2 separate regions of the Mus musculus genome follow, and region 2 is linked to region 1. A link is a loop called in an ENCODE intact Hi-C map of the cell type or tissue named here. Cell type or tissue: heart. All regions are shown on one strand. Links, peaks and the distances in the headings refer to the core of each region. The heading gives the core; the rest is flanking DNA. Region 1 overlaps Them7 (thioesterase superfamily member 7). Region 2 has its middle 55 kb from the start of Gm38521.

Region 1 (9,613 bases), core at 797-8,796:
AGGTGCTAAACCTGGGTCCTGACCTTGCCACTCAGGTCTGTGACCTGGGGCATGACTTCTCCATGTTGAGCTTCAGTTTACTTATCGCAGGGAACAACGAGGGTGTATCAGAAGGAAGCTCTCTTTTGGCCTCAAGTAAACATACCTTGAAGTCTGATATACATTGGGTAAAAGCCAACTTGTTTGTGGATAAAGCAAACAAGGCCAGAAACCCCTGCTCCATACTCGACTACACCACTTTTGACTGTACACTATTAAATGTCCTCCCTTCCTCACAAGAGTGGACCTCAGGCAACTTCTCTCACCTCCAGCTCACCACCGTTTATTGCTCTTTAGTTTAGAGTCAATGGGTCTCAGCTGAGCTTAGGGGTCACCACCTCCCTCCCCTGCAGGCCACTCTGCTCTTTGAATGTCTCAGTTCTCAGCATTAAGAGCCAGGGGTCATCTCAGCTGACCATGCAGATGTAGGGGACAGGAACCTAAAATCTACCTTCCTTTCTTGAAAGAAAGGAAGAATGCAGACATTTCTCCCCCTCCGTGTACAGGAAGACTCCCCCTCTTGGCTTCCGGGATACCCTTCATCAGACGTGCAAGAGCAGCAAGGAGGCAGAAGGAGACTCTGGAGCAGTGGGAAGCAGAGAAGGGAAGAGGGAAGTGTCTCTGGCTTTGAGATGTGTTTACAACTGGGGCTCGGGTAGCTGATCCAATTGTCACAGGGAAAAATCCCACCAGACATCCTGCACTCATACAAAGCTGGGACCTTTATCAGAATAGACTGTGTTCATGTACACAGCTCAAACTTGGATGGGTCCCAGCACGCTGCACCTGGTTAAAACTCTTGAACAATCCCAAGCCACGTGTTTAGTTTTATTTTTGGCACAATTCTCCGGAGGAGGAAGGAAAAGTAGAGAAAAGAGGACCATTCATTTAGTCAGTCAGTCCGTCTGTTGGTCTCTCCTATCCAGGGAACATTTCCTCACCCAGGCAAAGTACTAACTAGTCCCTGAAGCAAGGTTGGAAGGCAGTGGTTCTCAACCTGTGGGTCATGACCCCTTCGGGGATCAAATGACCCTTTCACAGAGGTCACCTAAGACCATCAGAAAACAGATATTTACATTATGATTCATAACAGTAGCATAGCTGCAGTTAGGAAGTAACAATGAAAATAGTTTTATGGTTGAGGGTCACCATCACATGAGGAACTCTATTGGGAAGGTTGGTCTTTATCCACACATTTTTATTCAGGTCCATAGAGAGTCAATTTGTAAACTGCTTGCTGCCCAAGGAGGCCCTCAGTTGAGATCCACAACACTCATGGAAGCTGACTGGGATATCACACACTGGGACCCCAGTTCTGAGGGGCCAACACAGGTGGGTCCCTAGAGCCTTTGGACAAGCTGCTCTAAGCAAATAGGTGAGTTTCACAGGTTTAGTGGCGGACCCTGTCTTGAAAAGGTAAGATAGAGAGCCAATTATAGAAATTACTTCAGGTTGACCTCTGACCTCCATACACACACACACACACACACACACACACACTTAAATTTGTGTAATGCTTTAGTGGTTTTGTAACTGTTAAAATGGGAAAATAAAAGGATGCAAATAATGAAGAGAGACCCATCTATATACTCATTAGGATCCTCACAAAAGCGTTGTGAGTTGGTAAAAGTCCATATAGTCACCGTTAGAACAACAAACAGAAACCGAGAAGATCACATGCTTGGTGACGGGCGAGGTGAGAGCCAGGCAGTGATTACATTAGAAACTGTCTACCTCCTGGTCCCTAAGTCTTTTTGTTTCACCCGAGGAATATTCGATTTCCCAACAAGCTGCCTCGGTAATAACTGGACAGCAAGAGTTTTCAAGGAGCCTTCCAGTTTCAAACATCTAAGTCTCTTGTTTTCCAGTCTGCTGGTCAGACCCTTCCTAATTGTCTTTGAAACATAATAACTTCTGCTAGCTTCATCCAGATTTCCTGGGATGTCTTTGCAATGCCAAAGCCAGCGGCGGCAGTCATATGTGCGCGTTTGGGTTAGAAGTATTTGGCAACACCAACGCTTCATAGCACCATCCTATGATACAGAAAATTATGTTACTACCCACATCACGTGAGCTGAAAACTGCCCTGATGTTGTTTTTATTAATCTTTTTCCTGTTTCAAATCCTCCATCAGGCCTTTCTGCCAGGCTTCTGAAGGGTCCCAGACTCATACTTCCAGCCCAGAAATGTGTTCCTTCTTGGGTCACTGGAAATTCTTCAGAACGTCTGGCATGAAAACATATTGCCTTTAATTAAAAGGTTATGATTTGTGTGAATTCTCATTTAAGCCACTGAAAGAAATCTGTTCTTTAAAACCAAAACTGTTAACACATTAAGACATGATGCTGAAAAACGGTTCGTGTTTTTAAGACTACTTAAGCAAATGAAAATAAGCTGCCTGGTATTGAAAAAAAAATCTGCTCATATTTAGTAAAAAAAATCCTTCACTTCCAAGTAGAGGGGCAAATTTAGTACATGTGTGCCCAATTAGCCATGAAGACTCAAGTAGCCATGAGCCGTCCCAACCATCTGCCTGTTGATGTTAAAGCCTATTAACACGAATGTCATTTAAACAGTTAAAAAGTAATAAAGTACATAACTCAGATCTGGTAGAGCTTGAAATATGATACCGTTGTGTACTAATGCCAAATCAGCTTTGAATTATGGTTCCAGTAAGGTTAGAGACAACTCAAGCATGTTAATTAGTGATCCACACACTCAAAACTCACTTTTTTATATATGGTATTCAGTCACACCTCTTTGCTCATGAGCAGGAAAACAGTCTCTGACATTCAGGGGTGAAAGCCATGTAGAGCCTCCCGAATTCTAGACCCTAGAAGTACCCAATATTTCCTTCCTCATCCAAGTTAGTTCATCTTTTAAAATTATAGTTCAAAGTAATTTCTCCAGGAAGAGTATTTAAAAGGACCACTGGGGCAGAAAAGTCCGGTGGTTACGGAGAAAGAGATCATCAACAGAATCACTTCTATCTACACCATGGTTGTTCCAACTCCGAGGACATGTCCACGTGGTCCCAGCGAAGACAGACCACACCGCGCTAGGAGTGGGGTCGCATTCATTCCTACTGTAAGGATAAGTACCGACTTATGTTCCTAGCTTGCATTTCAGAGGCGGCTGCCACGTCCTCTGAACACAGCTGAACCCATCAAGAAGGTTCTGAGACTGGCAGACCTTGCTTTGAGCTTCACAACTGCAGGTGTTTAGGATACTAAGAAGCATTCGTAAACTAAACCTGATCGTTGTGGGAGGCACACTGAGCTCCGTTGTCTCATCAAGTATGCCATCTTTTAAAACAGCTGTAAACCTGCTGCTCTTTCCTTCACAGCACAAAGCCAGGTCTCTGCCACCCATGGAGTCCAAATCCTGCTTGTTCCTGTTCTGAGAAACCCTTGCTGTTACCCACACTGGAAAAGGAGAAACGTTATTGCTCTGCTTTCCAGCTACCATCTAACCGCTGGAAAAGAGAAACATCCTAACCAAGTTCAGACTCATCTCCTTCCCCTCTTCAGAACTGTATCAGAGCCCAGCTGGACCACGGCTGTATCCTCCTAACTGGTCCCTCGGTTTGACTCTCTCATCTTCCACACTGCTGAAGTGTAACTGTCCCAAAGCCCAGTTCTGATCCAATGACTGTCCATCAAAAAGCTCGGATCTCTGATTCTCTACCTGTCAACAGAGCCAACGTCGTGTTTTTAGCATGGGATTTAAGATCCTTTCCTGTCACTGCCCACTCCACCCCTACGGATCTGTAAAGCCTGTTCCTACTGTGCAGATCCCTCCAGCTTCTCCATGGGGCACCATCCCCCTATCCTCTGCATGGAGCACCATCCCCCCTCCATCCTCTGCATGGAGCACCACTCCTTCACCCCATCCTCTGCATGGAGCACAACCCCCTCCCTCCATCCTCTGCATGGAGCACAACCCCCTCCCTCCATCCTCTGCTTGGAGCACTGCCCCCTCCCTCCATCCTCTGCATGGAGCACAACCCCCTCCCTCTATCCTCTGCATGGAGCACCACCCCCTCCATCCTCTGCATGGAGCACCTCCCCATCCCTCCATCCTCTGCATGGAGCACCTCCCCCTCCCTCCATCTTCTGCATGGAGCACCACCCCCTCCCTCCATCCTCTGCATGGAGCACCTCCCCATCCCTCCATCTCTGCATGGAGCACCTCCCCCTCCCTCCATCCTCTGCATGGAGCACCTCCCCCTCCCTCCATCCTCTGCATGGAGCACCTCCCCCTCCCTCCATCCTCTGCATGGAGCACTGCCCCCTTCCCTCCATTCTATCATCTCATCAGCCTTCTAGGCTAAAATTCTACCAGTATTTAAAGGCCTACAAGAGATAAATTCTATGCTTTCAATGAAAAATGCAAAGAGCACTTCCTGGGTCACAAGCAATCAATAATGTCTGCTACCTCTGTTACTGCTGCTGTGTGACGTGACCTTTAATCATCAGGACAATATGGAATTTTAACTGTGGCTCCCATGACAACAGTGGAACATTTGTTTCATAGTTATTCACCTATTTATAGAAGCCTCACATCTCCTTATCAACTATGAACTCCTTTAAAAAAAAATCTCATTCCACAGTCTCTGTGTCAGAATGCAAGTCCTACCTCACACTGTACAAGTTATAGGAAAAGATTAATTATTGCATCCAGCCACAAGGGGGCAGAGTTGGGCCACTGTTAGTGCAATCACCCTACAATTAGCAAAGGCTTCAGAATTGAAGCTTTTCTCCCTAGAAATTGTTTGTTTATTTAAAGTAACAATGGATATTCGTTACATGTGATTTGGACTGTATGCACACTGACTGGGAAGATGACTCTAAAACCATAAAAAGTTTAAATTAACAACCAAGTACAGTATATATGATCCAAGTTTGGTAAAGTGTTAAATTTTCCTCCCACAGGGGGAAAAAAATCTAAAAAATATCCACCAGGTTGTAGCAGTCCTCATGACCTGGAGTGAAGGTGGACTGCTTCTTTCTTCCATGTTTCCTCTTTCTAAATTTTATACAGCCAATCCATATTCATTATGTGACCAAAGGATGCAAGGGTCTTAGCTTCCTGTCCCATTGCTATGATGAAATATCCCGGCAAAAGCAACTAAATGGGGAGAGGCTGACTTGAATCACTGTTCCAGATTACAGCACGTCATTTGGGAGATGTCAAGGTGAGGCAGTAGTCACAGAACAGTGACTTCACGTACACGTGGGCTGTCACTCAGCTTGCTCTCTCTATACCGTCTAGGATCTCCCTGCCCACGGAAGGGCGCCACTCACAGTGGGTGGGTCTTCTTACCTCGATTACCATAGCTAAGATTCCACAGACATGCTCACGGGCAATCCTGGACAATCCCTCACAGAGACTACTTTCCCTGGTCATTCTAAATTGTGTCAAGTTGGTGATTTACATTAACCATTGCAGGAATTTACTTTGGAAAATCTCTAAGCAGTGTTTAATTTCTCTTGCCATCTCATCTCCAATCCCGAGTCTGATATACTTAAGAGTAAATACAACATCTGGGGTAGTTTCTGATAGAATAAAGCAAGAGATTCCCACACTCTCTTGGTACATAGTATCTTTACTGTGTCAGTAATTTGCATGGTAGCCCTGGAATGGAACATATACTAAGAGTTCAATTTGTTCAGTCAATGAATTAAGTATCTATGCCCTAAAATTCAGTAGCTGCTTGAAAAATTAGCACATATGAAAGTTTCAATGTACTATTTTTATTCCATTCTTCACTAATCACAATTACTTATTAGGCATTGAGAAATCAACAAGAATGCCACTACTCTTTATTTTAACAGCTCAATGAATTTTAATATACTTAATATCCACATAACCACTGTGCCAATCAAAAATACAGGAAACTCCCCCGTGTCTCCTCCATTGCTGTTTCTTATTCCACTGAATTTTACAAGGAACTCTATGTCTATCAGACAACCAAAGGAAACCAAGCATCCTAAAGATATGACATCATGGAGAGGCATGCTGCGCAAGTTCACTTTGAAACTATGAACTACTCGGGCCAGTAGTTCATGGACATCCCACACAGAGGTGCTGAGTACAGCTGTTTTCCTCCAACATTGTAAAGACCTCTCAGCCACCCTGAGTGTACACTGTGCTGCCTGCAGTACCTCAATACAACGTGGGGACCCACAGGTACAGAAGACAAAGCTAGTCTCCCTGAATAAAATGTATCAACTGCCTACTGCTAAAGCAGCCTGAACATATGGAATATCTACAAACTACAAACTGGTTTTCTCTGACTCAAAACCTTTCCTTGGGGAGAAAAGGACACCATGGAAAGGCGAGCTGAGGGAAGCGACATTTGAGGGTTGTTACATTACACCCCTCTGTCCCACCTTCCCCCTTTAGCTTTTTCCTAATCTACCCTTCTATCCATTCAAAGTTATGACCCAACAGTAGCCCCCAGTCAGTATGTGTCTGGGAAGCAAGTATATTCCTCCTCTGTGCAATCCAGGCCTGGCTTTCCAACCAGTTCAGCTGACTTTTCAACCTCTGGACAGAAATACCTGAGGCTTTGCCAAGACCTGGACTGCACAGGGCCCCAGCATAGAACTACTGCCCCTAAGATAGCCCTTCTCCCTACAGAATTCATCGGGAGCCCCGCCAGGAGTCACTGCCTAGCTCCTCCCACATAGTCCCACTCAAGTACACAACTACAGCTACCCATGGCCACTTCAAAATGGAATTTAGAACTTATGGACTCAATTTGACATCTTGGTTTAGTGAAAGGATTTGTAATTTCTCTATCAACTCAGACCTAATTAACATAGATCCAGGAGGAATCCCCATTATGTATGGAAGGCCAATCCAGGCAATCCAGATGCCCAAGTATCTAAGGGTACGTGAATGAATAATAAATAATGAATGGTATATCTACAGAGTAGAGCATGACCCAGCCTTAAAAAGAAGGTTCTGATCTATAGCACAGCTGAACCTCGAAGGCATTATGTTAAATAAAATCAGCAAAGTGCAAAAGCATATGTGTTTGTGAGGTTCCTATACGATGTTCAGATTAGTCAAAGCTATGCAGAGTAATAGAAGGGCCATGACTGGCGGGGGGTGGGGGTGGGGCTGCAGAAGTTACAGGTTAATCAGTTCAGAGTTTTGGCTTTACAAAATGGAGTCTCTGAGATGGACAATCCTGGTGGTGACTGTTGCTCAACACTGTCAGTTTCCTTATTACCACTGAACACCTAAAAATGAGTCCAAATGGTACATTTTATATTAAGTTTATTGTGTTAGCTTTTTAAAAATCACAAGAATGTCTTTTTGTCATGGAGAGCCTTTGATTTTACTAGCACCATGTCCTTGAATGTCCCCAGGGGAGCTGGCCCAGTCCTGGAGATGAGTTCATCTGATGATCTAGTGTTAAATGACACACACGATGTGTCTAAATGTAAGGACCCTGTTTTTAAAAAACAGGATCCAAACAGGAATACTAGCCGAGCACCAAGAATAAGTAGAAAGAGGGCCTCTGCCTTCTCTGGGTCTTTAAAAGAGTAGTGTGCATCGGTTAGAAGGAAGATGCCCCGGTAATGTTCCAACTCCTCAGAGACACTTGTGAATTCCTCACCCATCTTCCTTTCAAAGTGTATACTGTACCCTCCATTGGCTATAAATCCATGGCGACTGGAGCCTAGAACAGCTACAGGAAGGAAATAGGCAGGTTCCAGCCTTGACACCTAAACCCAGCCTCCCGGGCCTGGGCTGCTGGTGGGAGGCATCCTGGCTATAGCGTGGGGCAGAACAGGCACCAAATGTACAGCAGAGCACCCGGCTTTCTCCTTTCCAGGAGGCCCAGTCTGGGTACATTTCCAAAATGTGTCTTACGGAAAGTACCCAGAGGAGGGATGGGGTTGCATGGTCACCCAGGGAAATGGCAGAGGATACATCCTCTTTCGGGGTTCAGAGAAATCCTGTGGCTGGAAAAAGCTGTTCAGCCTCAGTTTTCCCACCTGTGAACTGGATGCAATAACTGCACTTCCTCACAAAGTCATGCAAGAATAAGGCAGGTTGTCCAAGTTAATGCCTCAGTGGTCTGAGGAGAACTGAAAGGCAGCCCATCGCATGGGAGAGCAAAGGTTTCATGCTTTAACTACATACTGAGCAAATGCTAAAACACTTACAAACACATATAAAGTTTAAGGAGCCCCAAAATAATGAAGCTCATACGCAGTCTGACTATGAAAACGTTCTTCTTTTACCTAGCTGTTGAGCTCTTCCTGACCCTGTTCCCCATCTCCCTCATAAAGGAGCCCTTACCTTGTCTACAGTCTATGATTATTTTTGTCACTTGTCCCATTACCATGTGCCACAGTCTGTTCTAGACACTCCTTCTGATCCTCATGGCTCACCCTATAGACATCAGCACCACACTGATAGCCTCCCACAGAGACAGCTTGGAAGTGACGTGATAGGGCTGTGAACCCAGGGCCTGTATTTATGAAATCTAATGTTAGCAGAACCCTGACACAGCCAGGCTGGAAACACGCTTCCTGCTTCAAAGAGCAGTCATTAAACATCCACCATATGCCAGTGCTGCCAGGTACTGGGCTGGACAGTCTAAGAAAGAACTTTTTCCCTCGCTGGCTACTGGCATTTCCCAGAACATCTGGTTCTTTCAGCACTGTTATCTCTACACGCTGACTTGACATAGGGCTTTGGCTAGGGGCCCTGTAAGGTCCTCAGCTGCCTTGAGTATCAAGCATTTCACTTCACATCAGTAACTTCCAGGGCTTCTCGACAGTCGTCCATCCAGAAGGAACTATGGGAAATTCCAAAGTTTCTTCCTCTATCTCCAGCTTGGGGTTCCTCAGAGGCACACAGGCGTACATGTCCTCTGCCAGCAGCCTTGTAGTCCAGCCCACGAGGAAAAGCCTCAACTTTAACAGCATGTCACTCCCCTAATTATTCCCTGCGCCTGGAATCCAACACAAACAGAACATCTTTCACAAGCAGCTCCCGCTATGCACCAACCTTCGAGCCTCCCGTGAGCAGCAGGATGCAGGAGGTGCTAAAGGGTCAGGGGGCTGATATGGCTGCCTGCCCCCAAGCCTGTGGGAGAGAGAGAGCCCAGCTACTCTCTACTCCAAAGGTCCCAGCCAACAGAAACTGCCCCAAGCCTCAGCTGCCTCCACGCTCCCAGGGTGAAAGCAGAATGTTGTATGCGAGACCCTAAAAAGGCCAAAAGAGAGCAGTCGAGCCTGAGCCAGGTTACACTGCGAACCCTTTACAGGGAGGGTTGAGAAAATTCCAGCCCCAGTAGACAGTGGGGATGCAGTGGGGGGTGATGTTCTCCAAAAGAACAGCAAATAAACTGACCCCTACTCTCCAGAAACCCCCTCCTCTCTCCCTCCCCTTCTCCCCCCCCCCCCCCCCCCCCGTCTCGCGCTCTCTCTCTCTCTCTGAGATAGGCAATAATCAAATGATCTTAATCATTCCAAATGATGCTTTAAACAGTGCTTCGTGCAGTCAGGGAAATGGGTCTGTGAGCTGAGATCTGAATAAGGAGGTA
Region 2 (9,613 bases), core at 583-8,582, 160 kb after region 1:
TTCCATTGCCCGAGGATTATTGGAAAGGACTCGGGGAAGGTGAGGGGACTGTGACAAAGGCCCCATCATTCCTCCCTCCATTCCCCTAATTACAGTTCATAATTGTGTTCCCTTCAGACTGGCTAGCACCCAGAGGAAACCATTATTTCCCATGCTGACTTTACTGCAATCAGGTTTGCACCATAATTTCTCTCCTAGGGAAAACTACATCAACAGTGCTTGTTTGAGCCCCTGTTAATACTCTGTACGTCAGAGGAGTCCCTTGCTCTTTAAGGCGCAAGTCTGTTAAAGTTTTTACGACTTGCAAATGAAATGGTTTTTCATCTTCTGCTATGAGACAGCTAAAGTGGAAGAGAGAGCCTTCCACACCAAATAAATTAAGCATCCAAGTAATATACAGTCCCAGGTACTGTTGCCAGACTAGCATAACTGAATAAAGTCAACAGACTAAATGTTCCCTTGGCAGTTAGCAAGGGTATGAGATATAGCACCTGGGGCTGTCCCCATGGGTCCCCTCATTAAATCACAGCCAAGAGCTCAGAATCCCAGGATCCCAAGAGACGCAGGAGCCGGTGTGTGGAGCACTCGTCCTGTTCTAGGTGACATAGTTGTCATGCCTCTTGTTGGAGGGAGTAGAAGCTCTCAGAACAATAAAAAGAGTGGAAGGGGGTGGGGAATGTGGGAATCTCCCTTCAACATGGGAAGATCCATTACTTACATGTCATCCGTAAAACTGGATTTTTACCATATCACAGGAACACTCATTGTTGTGGGGACATTTTGCCTATGGATCCAATATTTATCATTTTCAGGCCAGGAAAACGTGGTAGACATTTCTCTCTCCCTAGTTTCTAGGTGTTGGTCAGCACCTGAGTTTTCTAGAGAAGTCCTGGTCTACAAGGGTGGTTAAAAACAACACATGAACAGGTCTGTGTTCAGGTTCCATGTATTCGGTTCATTTTGTGGACAGCCTCAGGGGCAGGGACCCAGTCCTCAGTTTTCTGCTCTTTGAGCAAAAGGAGCTTTAAATTAGAATCTGGTTTTGAACTTATCCACTTCCCCCTGGGAGGGTTCAGGCAGCCCATGGAAACTTGGGATGAGGAAGCAACAGCTGCACTTATTTGGTCAGTAGGAATTCTGCTTGCGTCCTGTCTTTTGCATGTGGTCTGTGTGTATGACACATGAATGTGTTTGTATGGGAGTGTGCATGGGGTGGAGGCCACAGGTTAACATGTGGTGTCTTCCTCAGTTGCTTTTCAGCTTATTTTCTAGGGCAGATCTCTCACTGAAGCCAGAGCTTAATTCAGCTAGGACAGCTGGCCAGTGAGGTCCAGGAATCCACCAGTCTCTGCCTCTCCAGCAATGGGGTTATAGGTACATCTCACCTAGTTTTCTACATGAGTCTCTGGGCATCTGAACTCAGGTCCTCATGCTTGCGTGACAAGCACTTTACCAACCAAGTCACTTCCTAAGCCTTGGAAATCCACTTTTAGATCATATTCATTGTGTAGTAGACAGACAGGATCCCCTGTCCTCTCTATAAAAGCCTATCAGAATCAAGGGCTAGGAGAGGACTATGAACAGCAGAACCTTGTGGATCCTTCTTAAGATGGTTGATGCAGCATCTCCAAAGAGGAATACATGGAAAGAAAAGCAGCTATGACAGTTATGTTGTGTACTGACCCCTGGATAATCGTAAGGCACGATGGTCCCTTTATGGTGAAAGAAAACGGTGAAGTGGTAGCTTAGACTGTAGAACCCATAGAGCATCAGAATGTAAGGTGAAACCTTTCCTTGGGACCCAGTACAGAGACAGTCCTGGGCACACTAATGTCTTCATGTTCTTCTAGAGAGAAACAAAGAAGAGAAACTTCCCAGGGCCTGGGTTATGAATGTGGCCTTGAAAATGTCAACAGACTTATTGTCTTGTTGAGTCTGCAGCCACACAGCAGCACAGCAGGTGTGAGTGTCCCCCCCACTTCAGAGGCAGCTCTCTTTGAAGCTGGAGAATCAAGGACACTGGTACCTTCAAGGAAACAGGGATATAATTATCAAACGCCCTCTTTGCCGGTGACCTTCCATTCTTCAGGCTTCTCAGACTCCCTCTGCTGGCACCGGCCCAGGTCCTCACAGACAGAGCTCAGTGTCCCAGACGCTCAGATGGAGAAGTGACCCCTCAAACACCCTTTGAAATTCTTCCTAATCTCTTCTTACTATACTGCTTTCCTGACATAAATCTACCAGCCCCAGGCTCCTCCAGCCCCTTCCACTGGCCTGTGCAGACCATTGGAGTCTGAGCAGCTCCAGCGTGGAATGTACACTTCCCTTTTCCTCACCTGACCCACCTGTCTGGGATCTCGGACCCCAGTGTGTCTGCAAGGTTCAAACATCATCTCCTAGCTTCTTGCTAAGCCTCAATCCTCACCTCTATCCTCAAAGCATGATTTCTCAAGGCCACAGCAAGTTCAGAGTAGAGGCTGGACTTGAGTATTTGAGATGTTGAAAGCAGGAGCCTAATAGAGTGGGTGAAGGAAAACAAAAGGAAAATAGTCATTTGAAAGAATGCTGAAGAATACATCTACCCAGAATTCCTCTGGGCAATCTCTCAACTGCAGCCCATCTAGTATTTGGGTTCCTTGTGTTTGAGGCTGTTTACTAACCTTCTGTGAGTCAAGTGTCCAGACTCAGGGTTATACAACATTTCTACCCTTCTTCACACACCACCACCACCACCACCACCACCACCACCATCCCCATCTAGTAGCCTTGGTCCTAAGAGAGCCACTGAATTGTAGAAATTCTTTCAGAATACCTGGAATGTATTCTACATCACTACAAAACAATAATTGTTGCTGTTATATATTATTTAGTAAAATTCTATTTTCTGGACTTCACAAAAACTACCTAAACTTATAGATTTTTTTTTCTGGAAAAGAAAACCAGAATCATCATTCCCCATAAAGTCTGAAACAGATCAGGAATAAACAGATTAGGAATACCAATGTCTTGACAATTCTAGAGCACTGATTGTCAACTGGGGGAGATTCCACTTCTTAGTAGAAGCTGAACAATATCCAGACCTAACTTCAGTTGTCCCAACTCTGGAGTTCAAGGGTTACCAGTATCTGGTGTGGGAGGAGCCAGGGATGTGATACTCGACTGTGATGCACAGGGTAACCCATGACAGAGTCATCCAGCCAAAAGTCAAGGTCACTGGAGGTGAGAAGCTCTGTTTACAGGATGCAACAATAACCCCACCAACATAAATAACAGATAGAGCTAAGGAGATCACTACCTTTCATGTCATTAACTCTGAGTGATACGGGCCACCTAGAGAAAGAAGAGCATTAGATAGATGTGAGTACCCGCTCAGGGATGGAGAGCTTGCCTAACTGCACAAGTTTTGATTCTGTCCCCAGCCCTACAAAGAAGAATACCATAGTTAGATAAAATGTCTTCAATTCTGAACCAAGAAGGAGTCTTTACATTTTCCAATAGGTTAATTGAGTTTCACAAGAGAACACTTAGCAAGCATTAGTTCTTAAAGTCTGTTATAGCATATAAAGGTTATAACGCCCTTTGAGACCAGGGAGTCAAGTTTAAAATGTTTTGATGTGGTTTTTTAATTTATCGAATTATTCACATGTGTCTATGGGGCGGGGGGGCAGGCACAGTATGCCACAATACATATGTGGAGGTCAACTCTAGGCAACTTGTTCTCTCCTGCCACCTTGTGGGATCCAGGGATCCAAGTCACAGCATTAAGCTTGTGAACAAGGGCTTCCACTCACTGAGCAGTCTCCTTGCTAGCCCTGTACCCTAACACTGCCGCAAAAATCCTTTTTAAGAGAGAGTTTACACCGTAGCCCAGGCTAGACTTCAACTGCAACAACCCTCTTTTGGGTGTTAGGATTAAAAGTGTAGACTATTCTACCCAGTTAACTTTAACAATTTAATGACCTACAACCCTGCAATACAAAACATTGAAACAAAAAAACCTTAAGTAAATGCCAATTAAACACTTTGATTTTTAGTCTAGTAAAAAATGGCTAGTGTCATTTGTATATCTTGCAAATGCTGGTAAGGGTGTGAGGAGAGAGAAACCCTTGTTCACTGCTAAGGGGAGCATAAAGCAATACAGCCACTATGGAAATCCAAATAACTAGAAATAGAACTACCATACCTCAGCTGCACCACTTGTGGGTATCTACCCAGGAACTCTACATTAACATGCTACAGAGGGACTCGCATAGCCACTTTTATTGCTGCATTATTTGCAATAGGCAGGAACAGAACCAGCAACTAGAGGCCCATCAATAGACGAATGGATAAAATGTGGCACAGACACACACTGGAACTTGATTCATCTGTAAAACAAAGAGACAAACTAATTAATTAATGAGAAAAAGAGAAATCACAACTTTTGGGGAAATGATAGAAATGAAGATTATTATGTTAAGTAAAATAAGCCACTATCAAAACAATAAATGCTACTTGTTTTCTCACATGAGGAATCTAGAGGGGTGTGTGTGTGTGTGTGTGTGTGTGTGTGTGTATGTGTGTGTGTGTGTATGTTACATGAAAGGAAACCATGAGAGGAAAGAAAGAAAGCTAACAGGAGAGAGCAGAGGTGGGGAAGGTAATAGAACATATGATGTGAAAGCAGAATGGGAGTGTGGCTTGTAGAAAGCTAACAGGAGGGGGCTGGAGGGGCTGGAGAGATCGCTCAGTGGTTAAGAGCACTTGGTTGCTCTTTCAGAAGGCCGAGGCTTGAAGACTAGCACCCACAGGGCAGTTTACAGCCATCACAGTTCCAGGAAATCCAACACTTTCTTCTGACTTCTCCTGATACCAGGCACACATGTGCTGCACAGATGTGCACACAAACAAAACACTCATACACATAAAATTAAAAAAAATAGATTAGAGGGAATGAAGAAGAAGAATGGGAAGGGGGACAGAGAAGAACAAAATGTAATGACATTCATGGATGAAAATAGCATAGGAAAATCCATCATTTTGTGTGCTCAGTCAAAAGTTTAAAACCCATATAACCCCAAAATATATACAGCTTCCCAAACTATAAGCAGGAGTCAAGAGCTACAGTCAAAGGTAGTTTAAATCTCCCAAAACTATCTGTGGGAAATGAAGGTACATACATATACATAAATATAAATATATGTGTATACATATATACACATACAGACATAAACAAACACCCCTTTTAGATGCCAATTTCTCCAGAGTCCTTAATAAGAATAGTATTCTAGCATATTACTGGACATCACTAAGTAAAATAACATTAGATCACTGTGATCCAGCAGATACAGTCATCCTCAAGGGAGGGCATATGCTTTGTCTTTCTGTCCCAAGAAACAATACATATCATAAGCCCAATAAATGTTCAACAATAAATGAAATAAGAAATACACAGAGAGGGCTGGAGAGATGGCTCAGCAGTTAAGAGCAACTGTGTAGGTGTTGAACAAAGAGTTGAAGAATTCGGTGAGCATGAGAAGAGCAGGCGGGCAATGGGCTGGAGCTCTGACGTCCTGAAAACCCTAGGGAGGACTCCTCTCAAAGGAGAGGGATGATGCAGAGAGTTTATTAGGATGCAGGGCTGGATTCTCTGTCCGCTGATGGAAAGAGATGGAAGGGACAGCCACAGACCAAGGGAAGACAATGAGGAAATGTAAATTAGGTACAAGATAAATACAAAGGGGTTGGGAGTCACAAATGTGGGCTGGAAGTGTAACGTAGTGGGAGAGAGGTGGGAAGGGAAGAGGAGGTGTACTGGCTAGTTTTGTGTCAACTTGACACAGGCTGGAGTTATCACAGAGAAAGGAACTTCAGTTGGGGAAGTGCCTCCATGAAATCCAGCTGCAAGGCATTTTCTCAATTAGTAATCAAGGGGAGAGGTCCCCTGGTGGGTGGTACCATCTCTGGGCTGGTAGTCTTGGTTCTATAAGAGAGCAGGCTGAGCAAGCCAGGGGAAGCAAGCCAGTAAGTAACATCCCTCCATGGCCTCTGCATCAGCTCCTGCTTCCTGACCTGCTTGAGTTCCAGTCCTGACATCCGTTGGTGATCAACAGCAATGTGGAAAGTGTAAACTGAATAAACCCTTTCCTCCCCAACTTGCTTCTTAGTCATGATGTTTTTGTCCAGGAATAGAAACTCTAAGACAGGAGGGAAAAAGCAGTTAGTGTGTATGAGGCCTTGGGTTAACTCCTACCGCCCAAAGCGAATACACACAAAGATCATATTGGCTCACATGTGGTTTGAAGGTGTGATCAGAAGAATTTTCCAGCAAAGTGAACAGGGTGTGAGGAAAGAAAAGAAACTAAATAAACAAACAAACAAACCAGAAGACATGAGGAATAACAGGGTTTTCACTTCCAGTCAATGCAACAGAGATAGATGGTGAATCAAGGCAGAAGGCTCCATGTGCCTGTTAGAATCCAGGATTGGGACCATATGAGTATAGGTATTAATCAAATCAAAGCTTCAATGCCAACTATTGGCTTCAGAACTTGATAACTGGAGGCCTGTCCCTACTTTAGAAGCAGGAGGGTGAAGCCATTTTCGTCTATCCTACAAGTTAGCCAGAGGATGACTATGACCACAATCTCATTTTCATGTGAAGTTTTGCTTCTGACTCCCCCAAGCATTTTCTTCTTTCCAGTTCTGACTGCTCCCTTCTCACACTACAGATAAAATGTAGGTACACACCTCTGATCACAGAACTTGATAGGTGAGCAGAGTTCAAAGACAGCCTAGGGCACATGGTGAGACTTTCTTTATAAACTAAGGGCTCGGTGTGTCGCTTAGTTGGAACACTTGTCTAATATATATGAAACCCTGAGCCCAGTAAAAATCTAAATTCAAATTGGAATTTGCTGAAGAAGTTTCTGGCATAATGACAAGGTCGCTGCTCCCAGTGGGATGAATGTACCATTCACAGCTGGTTCCACAGAAGCCATGGCTCTGTTTACTGACACCTTTTGAGAACTACTGTGAACTCAGACACTCCCTCTATCCTGGTCTGCTGGGCTGCCGATGCCCCTGGACCTCTTGACCAGTTCAGAGTTTGTCTGTACTGACAAAGGTGGAAGATGGGGAGTCAAACTAATCACTCTTTAGCCTTGTGACGTGTTAGGAGATTCATGAGGGTCCTTATCATTTGTGTTTTCTTATCTTGGTTATAAGTCAGGGTCACTGTGGGTTTTTAGACAGCATATGAAAGGGAAAGGCAATTGATCATTATAGGAATAAAAGAGAGGGCTATTCCTCAAAGCAGATGTCTTTTCTCATTAATGCTGGAAGTTTTATGTGCCCAGATCACTAGTTGCTGCTTGGGATGTGGATATGGGATCTGGGTTCAGAGATGTTTACCAATCTCCTACACTGCAAAGGCCAAGTGCCCTTGCTGTGTTAGTGCGTGGAATCCTTGTGACCCCTCTGAGAGGTGATATTATTCTTTGACGGCAGGAGAAAAAGAGCACAGAGAGTTAGAGCCACAAGCTCTGAGCCTGTGAGTGAGGAAGGCAGCCTTCAAACTTCTTAACCCCATGCCATGAGCAGAGAATGAAATATTTAGATGCAAAACAGGTTCTAAGCCCCCTCTTGGCTAAAGATACCCCATCTTCAATTAACAATAGACTATCTCATGTAGGAGAGTTTTGCCTTTCAACATGGAGATCATACCCTCTATTGCCAGGAAAAGATAGATGAGTGAGCACTTCATCAAGTTTTCAGAGATGGGTTGTGGGCACAGGATCGTCCCTTTTTCCATGTGCCCATGAGAATGTCCACACCCACACCCATGAGAATCAGTGGGGTGACGAGATCACCATTCACCATTCACCAGCTGCTTCCTGCTCCATGCTGAATGCCCTCTGCGGAGTTCCTCTTAATCTCTGCACCAATACTGTGGGGCAGCTTCTGTTATTGCCCCTGTTTTACATCTGAGGAAAATGGACCCCACGTGTTAAATATCTTTTTTTTTAATATTTTTTATTATATATTTTCCTCAATTACATTTCCAATGCTATCCCAAAAGTCCCCCATACCCTCTCCCCCACTTCCCTACCCACCCATTCCCATTTTTTTGGCCCTGGCGTTCCCCTGTACTGGGGCATATACATCTTTTGATACATATGCAGCTAGAGGAGTTACAGAGACAAAGTTTGGAGCTGAGACGAAAGGATGGATCATCTAGAGACTGCCATATCCAGGGATCCACCCCATAATCAGCTTCCAAACGCTGACACCATTGCATACACTAGCAAGATTTTATCGAAAGGACCCAGATGTAGCTGTCTCTTGTGAGACTATGCCGGGGCCTAGCAAACACAGAAGTGGATGCTCACAGTCAGCTATTGGATGGATCACAGGGCTCCCAATGGAGGAGCTAGAGAAAGTACCCAAGGAGCTAAAGGGATCTGTAACCCTATAGGTGGAACAACATTATGAACTAACCAGTACCCCGGAGCTCTTGACTCTAGCTGCATATGTCTAACACTCAAGCTCCTCCAGGTTCCAAGAGGCAGATCTACTATTCCAGCCTTAGAAGGACAGTGGTGTGTTGCTTTCTCTGCAGCTCCACCCCCACTGTTTGGAAATCTGGTTCCCATTGCAATGGCTCAAACTGCACTCATACTTGTGGAGGCTGGCATAAGATGCTGCCTTGTACTATACATCTTGTTGTGAAAAAGACCCCTCCTCTCTTCACCTCTTTCTTTCTTCCCTTCTTCCTTCCTTTCTTTCTTTCTTTCTTTCTTTCTTTCTTTCCTTCCTTCCTTCTTTCTTTCTTTCTTCCCTTCTTCCTTCCTTTCTTTCCTTCCTTCTTTTCTTTCTTTCCTTCTTTCTTTCTCTCTTTCTTTCCTTCCTTCTTTCCTCCCTTCCTTCTTTCTTTCTTCCCTTCTTCCTTCCCTTCTTCCTTCCTTTCCTTCTTTCCTTCCTTCTTTCCTCCCTTCCTTCCTTCTTTCTTTCTTTCCTTCTTCCTTCCCTTCTTCCTTCCTTTCCTTCTTCCTTTCTTTCTTTCTTTTTTTCTTTCTTTCTTTCCTTCCTTCCTTCCTTTCCTTCTTTTTCTCTTTCTTTCTTTCTTTCCTTCTTTCTTTCCTTCTTTCTTTCTTTCTTTCTTTCTTTCTTTCTTTCTTTCTTTCTTTCTTCCTTCCTTCCTTCCTTCCTTCCTTCCTTTCTTTCTTTCTTTCTTTCTTTCTTTCCTTCCTTCCTTCCCTTCCCATTCCCTCTTTTCTCTCCCTCTCTGTCTTGCATATATGAACATGACCTTGAACTCACTCTGTATCTGAAGTTGATCTTTCTGCCTCCACATTCCAAGTGCTGGCACGCTGCACCACACCTAGTCTATGCGATGCCCAGAGGACCCGTGGCTTTGTGCATCTTAGTCAAGCATGCTGTATAACTGAGTCACATCCCTAGCCCCATACAGACATATTTTTTTTAGGACCAGCAATTTCATTTCTAGTTTTTCCTTAGAAATGGCCAGGTACATGTATGAAAATGTAAGTTTCATCCCTTTTTTATTTAAATCATTATTTTTGTTTATATGTATGTATGTATGTATGTATGTATGTATTTTGAGACAGAATCC

What was found. Hi-C counts contacts between places; a loop is a spot of excess contacts. Peaks named below come from ENCODE experiments on the same cell type or tissue, not always from the same donor. Only the 100,000 strongest peaks of a DNase experiment are listed, where the experiment ranks them.
Region 2: a loop joins it to region 1, with 9 times the contacts of the local background. A loop is called at or near these places in 5 of 42 quality-filtered maps.

Annotation. Positions count from the first base shown.
Region 1 is chr2:105,225,638-105,235,250 of GRCm38, reverse strand. All of the region lies in intron 1 of Them7 (thioesterase superfamily member 7), which reads right to left. Among named protein-coding and RNA genes, the nearest start is that of Them7, 6.1 kb to the right of the region's middle. In heart, for the core only: a CTCF peak has its summit at 4,730 (motif pointing right); a DNase peak (open chromatin) is centred at 6,660; H3K27ac peaks cover 41 bases; H3K27me3 peaks cover 1,024 bases.
Region 2 is chr2:105,066,862-105,076,474 of GRCm38, reverse strand. No RefSeq gene overlaps it. Among named protein-coding and RNA genes, the nearest start is that of Gm38521, 55 kb to the right of the region's middle. In heart, for the core only: a CTCF peak has its summit at 3,736 (motif pointing left); no DNase peak of the experiment used is centred there; H3K27me3 peaks cover 286 bases.